Linked DNA regions of Homo sapiens: region 1 is linked to region 2. The links are chromatin loops, found by intact Hi-C in ENCODE. Cell type or tissue: IMR-90. All regions are shown on one strand.

Region 1 (5,000 bases), 100 kb before region 2:
TTGAGCAGGAACGTCAGGAAAAGGGGATATCCAAACTGCCAATAAAAAGCTAAAGAAGTGCTCAACATCAATAGTCACCAGAGAAATGCAAATTAAAACTAGAATGATACATCACAACACTACCACCAGAAGACTAAAACTGAAGATTGACAATTCCAAGCATGGTCAAAATGTAGAGCACCTGGAACTCTCATTACTGTTGAGACTGTAAACCAACATAACCACTTTGGTCAACTGCATGGCTTTAGCTACTTAAAGCTAAACACATGGAAAGCCTACAATCTAGCAATTTCACTCCTGAGTGTACATGTCCATCATAAAACATATACATGAGTACTCACAGCAGCTTTTTCTTGACACCCAAAACCTAGAAACAGAAATGGCTATCAATGATAAAATGAACAAACTTTGGCATATTGATACAATGGACTGCTACACTGCAATGGAAAAGAATAAACTGCTGCTAAATGCAAAAATGAAGATAAATTCCAACCATGTAATGACAGGAAAGAACCTGACACAAGTGTACATACTACACAACTAAAGTCTAAAAACAGGCCAAACCTATCTATAGTGAGAGACATCAAAAGGGTGGTTCCTGGAGATGGTGGCAGGAACTGACTAGAGAGAAACACAGGAGCACTGTCCAGCACTCTACTACAAATCTTGTTCTTATACATTCTTTTGTAAAAATATAACCAATATTTGTGCACTTTGCTCAATACCTCAATTTAAACCAGTTGGTCCCTTTGATTATCAATTCCACTTTGGAGAATTTGTCTCACAGATGCTCAATTAAATGTGCAAAATGACACTGTACAAACCACTAGAAACAAACACAATAGAGAAATATCTAAATAAATTATGGTAGAAACATAATATTCAGAGATAAGAAAGAATGAGGAAACTCGTATATTGAGAGGATTTCAGAAAGGAGACTTAGCAGAGGGATTATTAACACAGATCCCAAAATGAGACTGTGAATTCAAATCCCAATACCAGCACTAGCTTTGTGAGCATGGCATTTAACCTCTCTCTGCCTCAGTTTCCACATCTGTACAGTGGGGGTGATGACAGTACTATTTCTCATGAGGCTGTTATAAGAGCTGAGTAACTGAATGTATATAAAGACATCAGAGGAGTGGCTGACACATAAGTGCTTAATAAAGATTGGCCACCACTACCACCATCACCATCCTCTTCTTTAAGATACATTATCACCATCATAGTTAAGAAATGTTGCTCTACAGAAAAAAGCACGGTTTAGAACAGTGTGTGTAGTATGCAACCTTTGTGCAAAAATGCAAAAAAATAGGAACATATACTCATTTTTGTTTCCATAAACACGAGGGTCTCCTCAACAATACGCGAGAAACAAACAGTAGTTACTTATCAGTGTGATACGAGAGATAGGTAGGACTTCCAGCTTTCACTGTATGTTAATGTGTAGAAATAAATAAAACATTACATCCATGTGAGTATAGTACTTATTTTAAAATTATTTAAACAAAAACATCACTAGCATTTATGTTCAATTATAGAGTAAATGATATCAAAGTTGCTTTGAATACCATTTTAATCTATAAAATGACATATTAAGATGGTATTCAGCATGTTTTATATAAACAAATGTAAAAGAATCACTAGAAAAAGAAAATTAATGAATGCTCTCTAGTTTCATATTTTTAGGTGAACACAACAAAAGAGGAATCAATGTATATAAATTAGCTTATCTTCACCACTAGTGATTAAAGTATTAAGCACTACATAGTTTGAACCTAATCATAACCCTACTTTCTATTCAGTTTTCTTTCTTTGTTTTTTCCTACAGACACCAGCTCCTGTGAATCTTCCTGCCCCACCTGGCTATTCCAGATCATATCATTCAAGCAAACCTAATTTCTGCTTAATTTTTTTTTCTGGCTCCCAATGAGACCTTAGTAAATAACTGGTATAGCAGGATGTATACTCAGATTTATGAACAAGTATATTCTTTATGTCGCATTTTTTAAAAATTCAAAACTCTTAAAATCAGATAAAGGAAAGTTTTATGGACTATATCCCAAGATAGGAATTTAGACTTACTATATAAAAGGATATATTAAGATGGTATTCAAGAGACATAGGATTTTATCAATTTTTAAAAGCTTAATATAAGGAAAAAAGACACTGCTTTCTAATTTGCTTTCTAATTTTTTAAAAACAATTTTTTCAATCCTAAACATAACTTTACCTAAAAGTGGGTATAATTTCATTAACTTTTTCTTTATGTTTAATTAGCAACTAACTCCCATGCAGTAACTTTAATTTTGTCAACAATTTCAAATACATTTCTCTTTGCTGCCTCTAGATGGCACAATTACATTTAAGAAAAGGAAAAAGTCTTTGAAAATAAATAGAAAAAAAATCTTAGTACTACAGTATTTTAACTTTAAAGAATTGTGTATTACATTTTTTTAAGAGATTAAAAGTCTGAAAGATAAAAGAATAGCTTATTCCTTCCAGAAAAGGATTATACTAATTTAATAGTTTTGAAGAACAGCTAGGAAGTTCACAAATAGATGCTTTAAACTGGTATTAGACTAAATAAAAATAAAAGTTTCACATGGTGCAATATCACAGCGAAGGCTTATAAAATGCATTTTTGTGTATGTTTTGTGTTTCATTTATTTTGCTCAATTTTTTCTTGTTAACTTATAAATTTCTGACAATGTTGAATATTATTTCTCATCAGTACATCACAGTTTATTTTATATTCAAAACTGAATGAGAAAACACTTTCAAAATGGAAGAGAAAATGCCACATACTTTAACGCTTCATGCTTTAATTTAAAAGGTGGCAGTGGCTCATGCCTATAATCCCAGCACTTTCCGAGCTTGAGGCAGGCAGATCACTTGAGTCCAGGAGATCAAGACCAGCCTGGGAAACATGGCAAAACCCAGTCTCTACTAAAAATACAAAAATTAGCCGGGTTTGGTGGTGCCTGCCTGTAATCCCAGCTACTCAGGAGGATGAGGTAAGAGAATCACCTGAGCCTGGGAGGTAGAGGCTGCAGTGAGGCGAGATTGCACCACTGCACTCCAGCCTGGGCAACCTGAGTGAGACTCTGTCTCAAAAAAACAAAAAATAAATATAAGTTGACTACACAATAATAAAATGTGAACTTATAGAAACCAGACTCATGCTTACAGAAATCAAGACATCTTCCATTTACAAAGAGAATCAGAATCATAAACTGTCAACACTAAAGTTAATCCCAATTGAATAAAGGTCCTTTATATATACAAATATACAAATATAGCCGAGTCTATAAACATACATGTTTAAATATGTTGCTTGCACTTGTATAAAATGCTCAATTATGTCAATGAAAAGATAATCCCTTTACTCTGATAAATAATCTATTCACCTTTCTGCTTGCTTGACCTGTGTACCAGGTAAGGTATAAGTTGAATTGAAACAACAACAACAACAAAAAAAAACATACAAGAGTCAAAGAAAATTATTTATAATTCAGGTTTACTTCAAGATCATTTCTAGTGCTAAATGCTATTTTTTTAAGAAAAGAAAAATTCATGAAATGTAAAATATATCATGTTTCAAGGTATTTAGCACTTTGATAAAACATTTTCTAGAAAACAGATTTACAGCTGGAATCAGAAATAACATAGAAGTTCCTCACACCCAGAGTAACCTCAAACCATTTCTGGGAAATGTCTTTCACACTCGTCAGTAATTCCTTCCACCGTACTCTAAATATACTCCTTGATGTCAGTATTTATAATAATTACAATATAAAATAAGAACTAGCATGGTTTATTTCATAATTATCTGCTCAGACGTCAGATTCACTTAAAGACCTCATTAATAAAAACACTTGCTCCTGTACATTAATAACTGTTATTTTACCCCCCAAAAATTACAGGTTGAGTATCCCTAACCCAAGAATCCTAAATCCAAAATGCTCCAAAATCTAAAACTTTTCAAAGAAAATGCTCCTTGGAGGATTTCAGATTTTTGGATTAGGAATGATGAACTGGTAAGTGATAATGCAAATATTCCAAAATCTGAAAAAATCCAAAATCCAAAACATTTTTAGTCCCAAGCATCTCAGATAAGAGATAAGACTCAACCTGTAATTAGTGTTAACAACGGCAAATAACAGAAAACAACACTAGACTGGCATTAAAACTGAAAAGACATTCTTTGTGTCAATACTGTCACTTGCAATGACAAAAATGAAATTATCATGATTAATTCTAAATTTAAATAGAGTCTAACAATTACGACATGTAGTGGGAAACAGCGCTAGATTGCAAAGTAGGAAAATGTTCTTTCACTACTCACTGTGTATCCTTCGGCAAATGAAATCACTCTTTCTGGGCAGAGGGAATCTGCATCAACAGTCTCTCCAAGTTTTAAGGTCAAAGACTAACTGAACTGATTGACTTATAAAGTTGATTTAAAATTCCTATATACCAAACTCAATCCCATACATTTCACTTGGTAGTAACTTAATTTCCCTTTAAAATCAAAATTAGAACACATATCATCTCATATAATCAAAGGGAGCAAATTATGTTAAAAGTAAAAAAAAAAAAAAAACAAAAAACAAAAAAACACTTCATTTGAGCTTAATTATGCATAGCAAAAATGTAGAATAGTGTTTATGCATAAAGTTAACAACTGCCATACCATTAAAACTGCATAGTTACTAAGGGAGTAGCACTGAATCGTAGTGATATTTTCATCTGAATAGAGTATATGGCACCCATCTGACTTCCAGCCTCCTTGTCCGTTCAGCAAATCGAAATCCCACCGGGCTGCAACAGCATCTGCTCCATGTGCAATTCGACGCAGTGTCACATTAACAGGGATGTGGTGGGTATCTACATTCACACCATCTGGAGAAAATGGGAAATAAAAATATTTCTGAAACAAACTTCATAACCAATTATAAATGTCAACTTCTACAGTAATGGGTACTCTGCAAGATCTT
Region 2 (5,000 bases):
GATCTTCACTCACTGCAACCTCCGCCTCCCGGGTTCAAGCGATTCTCCTGCCTGCCTCAGTCTCCCTAGTAGCTGGGATTACAGGTGCAAGCCACCACATCCAGCTAATATCTGTATTTTTAGTAGAGATGGGGTTTCATCATGTTGGTCAGGCTGGTCTCGAACTCCCGGTCTCAAGTGATCTGCCCATCTCAACCTCCCAAAGTACTGCGATTACAGGTGTGAGCCACTGCGCCCGCCCCACAGTGATCTTTTTCCTCTTTCCAGAATTGGCTCAGGATCCTCAATCCCACTAGGATTGAGGGAGAAGGAGGCCCTGGTTGCCCTCCTCTGGGTTTCTTTTGCTACATGTGCACCCTGGTAATAGAGCATTGACCATACTGTTCTGAGACTTAGTCATGAATTTTTCTCCCCAAATATCTGTAATTTCCTGGAGAAGAAAGAGCATGTTTTTATTTGTATTCTGTCATGAGCTGGACAGTGTTTCATAGAAAGAAATGTCCAAGTCCTGACCTTTTAACGTGATCTTACTTGTAAACAGGGTCTTTGCAGATGTATTTAATTAAAGGATCTTGGGATGAGATCATCCTGGACCTAGGGTGGACCCTAAATTCAGTAACTGGTATCCTTATAAGAGAAAGGAGAGGACTTGAGACACACAGACACACAGGGAGAAGGCCAATGGAAGGCAGATGCGGAGACTTAAGTGATGCTGCCCCAAGCCAAGGAAAACCAGAAGATGAGAGACGCAAGCATGAATTCTTCCTAAAGTCCTCAGAGAGAGCATGGCCCTGCTAATAGATTGATTTGGGGTTTGTGGCCTCCAGAACTATGAGCGAATAAATTTGTTGTTTCAAGCCACCAAGCCTGTAGTAATCTGCAGCAGCCCTAGGCACTAACACACAGTCCAAACTTCAACACGCTACCTACTACCTAGAGGCCACTCAACAAAAACTGTGCTCAACTAAGATGAAGGCAAGGTGAGGAATGAGAAAGCATCTGAACTGCAGGACAGGAATCTGGGACGTGGACTCTGATGCTACTATGAGAATTCTGGTGAGCAAGTCCCTTATCTACAGTAACTCTAACTCTTTCCCCAGTAAAATGAGGAAACTGGCCCATAAGACCCCTCTACAGGGGGCCTCATATACCTTGAACCCTCTTCAGCCAGAACAACTTTCCTCTTTTTTTTTTTTTTTTTTTGAGATGGAGTTTCATTCTTGTTACCCAGGCTGGAGCGCAATGGTGCCTTCTTGTCTCACTGCAAACTCCTTCTCCTTGGGTTCAAGCAATTCTCCTGCCTCAGCCTCCCGAGTAGCGACTAGCTGGGATTACAGGTGCACGCCACCACGCCCAGCTAATTTTCTGTATTTTTAGTAGAGATGGGGCTTTAAGCATGTTGGCCAGGCTGGTCTCGAACTCCTGACCTCAGGTGATCCACCCACTTCCACCTCTCAAAGTACTAGGATTACAGGCATGAGCCACCACAACCAGCAGAACAGCTTTAATTGATCCTTAATTGTATCTTCTTCCCATTCACTAAACAAATTTTTTTTTTCTTTTTTTTTTTGAATGGGAGTCTCACTCTGTTACATAGGCTGGAGTGCAGTGGTGCGATTTCGGCTCACTGCAATCTCCACCTCTCGGGTTCAAGTGATTCTCCTGCCTCAGCCTTCCAAGTAGCTGGAATGACAGGCATACGCCACTACGCCTGGCTAATTTTTGTATTTTTAGTAGAGACAGGGTTTCGTCAAGTTGGCCAGGCTGGTCTTGAACTCCTGACCTCAAGGGATCCACCCGCTTTGACCTCACAAAGCCCTGGGATTACAGGTGTGAGCCCACCATGCCCAACCTTAACTTTATTTTCATCTAAAAAGCTTTCAGGCAAAAAAAAAAAAAAAAAAAAAAAAAAAAACTGGATTGAAATGACATTTCATAGTTACTTATATTTTAACCAGTTTCTAAAAATTGTAGAAAAATAGTTTAATTGGTAATATGCTGAAAATCAATTTACCACCATATCCCCTATTTTTTTCTGCAACGCAAAATCAACAATTTACTAGTAGTTGACCTAATCCAGCTGAAATTGTGGACACTTTTAGGTCAGAAAAACTGGACCTAAACATGAGTCAACGTAAATGTCACTCATTGACCCAAAACCTAAATGTTTATAACATAACTGCATGATGACTAATTTTTGCAGAGTAACAAAGAAAATCTCCTCCAACATTGGGATTTTCTCCATTTGGACTGTAATTAAAGTCCCATACCGAAAATTTCCACTTCAAAGAATCTGACTAAGAAATAAATAAATATAACTGCTGCCACCACCACATGGTAACGTGTTAGTAACGGAGTCAAATAAAACAAAAACTCTTTCATCCATCTTCATGCCTCCATAAATAGACACATAGACACAATTTTCATGGTTAAACGTTTCCTAATTCAAAAAATGGAAATGAAGGTAAACAAAAGTGTTAGTAATGAAATGTATACCTGGCCTACCTGTGTATACTCCTGCTGAATTTGGGTTACATTTAAAACCATACTTTAAGTGTTTTCATAGATCATGCTGCGGTCCTTGCATTCATGTTTGTATAGTGGCTGCCTTGATTCTTTTTTTAGGAAACCAACCAAAACAACATAGAGGAACCCCGAGCCAAGGGACTCACATTTCAGTTGAACAAAATACCCATGAGAAACACTTAGACTCAAAACTTTCCAAACCAATTCATCCTTCTGAAAACAAACTCGACAGTCACTGGGGCCAACTGTTCAGCTAGAATTGGCAAAACTACGTTTGCAAAACTGAACCGTGAATCCCAGCACAAGTGAGTTACCAAAATTTTTCCTTCCAGGTGGAAACTCAATCCGAAAATCAAAAATCCCTCGAGTTGGAAGGCTCAATAAACCCACGGTTTTCAGTTCCAATGTTCCTGGCTTTTAAATATAAGCCCTCACAGACACGAAAACGGGACTGCAAGGTACATAAACAGATTGATCTGAAATGTTTCCAGCCCTTAATAACAACTCTATCTTAAAAGGTGCTCTTTAACTGTAATAAAACTAAGATAGCAAAAGGCAAAGGAAGCGTCTTGGGGTTTGGGCTCGCACACAGTCCTTGTGTTTTGCAAACTCTACCACGTAAGTGTAACTTAATTTGCAAAGAAGCAGAAGGACTGGCGCTTGCAATCAAGCATTGTGTTTTCTGGAAACCCAAGCCCAGGATGAATGAGCTTTAACTCTGTTGACTGCGTGTTTACTTGCATCCTCACGTGGCACCGCGCAGCCCAAAAGCGCTGCGCCGGGGACAGCGCGGGGAGCGCCTGAGAACCCGAAAACTTTACTTTGCAAACTAGTGGAGCTGGGAGGCAGCTCGGACGCAGATTCCCTTGCCTTTCCCTGAACTGCACCCATGCCAAGCACACGAGGTCTTTCCTAGCACCGCCCCCTGCCTACAGCTCCACACAAAGGCGCGTGGGTGCCGGCTGGACCCTGCTCCAAAGTTGAGCGGAGAGATAAGAAAGAGCCGAGCGGGAGAGGACCCAGCGTCGCGGGAGATACTCACAGGGTGACCGTGCGGTTGGGCAGAGTATCTGGGGGCAGGACCTGCGCGAGTTCCAGGCTGCTGCACACCACCTTGCCCTCGGCGGCGCCCGCCGCCCTGCCAGCCCCTCGGGGCCGCCCATCGTGCTTGCAGCCGGCGGGCAGCGCCGCGGCGCCGCCGCCGCCGCCGCCTCCCAGCAGCGCGAGCAGCGCTAACAGCGAGAGCGGCAGCAACAGCGGCGGCTGCGCGCGGCCCCGCCGGCGTCCGGGTGGCTCCATGCTGCGGGCCGGGGCCTGCGGGGCGAGCGGCGGCGCACTGGCCTAGCGGGCCGCCCCGGAGCCCGGGCGGGCAGGAGCGCGGCGCGGGCCCAGCGGCGACCGGAGCCTTATGGCGGCCGGAGGACGGGCCTTCCCCGGCGCGGACATGCTCCTTTGTCCGCTGCGGCTGCGCTGGGCCTCTAGGGAGCCGGGGGTCACGGCCGCATGGGTCCCAGCGCCGCTCTACCGCCCGGCGCGAGCACCGCCTCCTCCTCCTCCTCTGCCGCCGCCGCCGCCGCCACTGCCTCCTCCCCTGGCCAGGACCCGCGCGCGGCGGCTCCTCCCCGCCCGCCGCCGGCGGCCGCCCCCGCCCCTTCCCCTCCTCTTTCCCGGCTCTCCTGCTCTCCCCGTGTCTGCAGCTGCCCGGGACCTCGGGGAGGAGGCGCGCGCTCCCGGGACCTGCCGAGCCCGACTCCGACCCGGTGCGCGCCCGGGCCTCGGCCTCCGGGCAGGAGTTGTGGGGAGCCCGCGGGAAGGCAGTAACTCGTAGAGAGAACGGAGGAAAGTTCGAGTCCGAACGGAGGAAAGTTCGAGTCCAAACTCCACCCGCGGTGGCCACTCTCCTGCTCGTTTCCCTTCGCCGCCACCGCGCTCGCACCGCGGGCACAGGACAAAGCAGTCTTGTGCGCTCCTGGAGACTGCCCATGTGGCCCAAGGAGCCTGGCCCGGAGGATGGAGTAGGGACGAGAGTAGGGAATTTCCCTGACCAACCCTATGGGAAAAGTACCCAAAACCAAGTGTTTCGGAAGGAATCGCCTTCTCACCTCATTATGGTAGTCTTATTTGTCCCAAATACACTGGAGCCAGTAAACAGGTTCCTCTTCAATACAGTGAACAATCTGAAGCTGTTTCTGGCCTTCAGCAACAACAGCGATGGTCTCTAAAGGATGCATCTGGACCTCACTAGAAAGGCAGCCTTTTGAAAGAAATTCGACAGGCAAAGATACTTGAGATGTTCACCAGTTCGAGCAATAATGAGCAAACCCTCCAAGAAACCCCAACAGAATTGATTACTCTGACTTCCAGCCTCGCCCTAACATTTGCAAGCCCAGGGCTTACCTACCCTATGTTTAAAATTTTACAAGGACTATATCATGCTAATAAAATATATTCTGTGCTCCTGCCTTGAGAAATTA

Evidence for each region. Hi-C counts contacts between places; a loop is a spot of excess contacts. Peaks named below come from ENCODE experiments on the same cell type or tissue, not always from the same donor. Only the 100,000 strongest peaks of a DNase experiment are listed, where the experiment ranks them.
Region 1: it touches region 2 in a loop (3-fold over the local background); 18 of 110 quality-filtered maps call a loop at or near these places.

What each region holds. Positions count from the first base shown.
Region 1 is chr4:22,408,486-22,413,485 of GRCh38, forward strand. ADGRA3 (adhesion G protein-coupled receptor A3) reads right to left here. Exons shown (of 19, transcript NM_145290.4): 14 at 4,697-4,905. Among named protein-coding and RNA genes, the nearest start is that of MIR12115, 100 kb to the right of the region's middle. In IMR-90, a CTCF peak has its summit at 2,337 (motif pointing right); no DNase peak of the experiment used is centred here.
Region 2 is chr4:22,511,960-22,516,959 of GRCh38, forward strand. It overlaps ADGRA3 (adhesion G protein-coupled receptor A3), which reads right to left and starts at 4,107. Exons shown (of 19, transcript NM_145290.4): 1 at 3,569-4,107. The coding sequence starts at 3,825. It overlaps MIR12115 (microRNA 12115), which reads left to right and starts at 3,353; the gene lies at 3,353-3,426. In IMR-90, no CTCF peak of the experiment used is centred here; DNase peaks (open chromatin) are centred at 2,162 and 3,442; H3K4me3 peaks cover 2,467 bases; H3K27ac peaks cover 1,838 bases.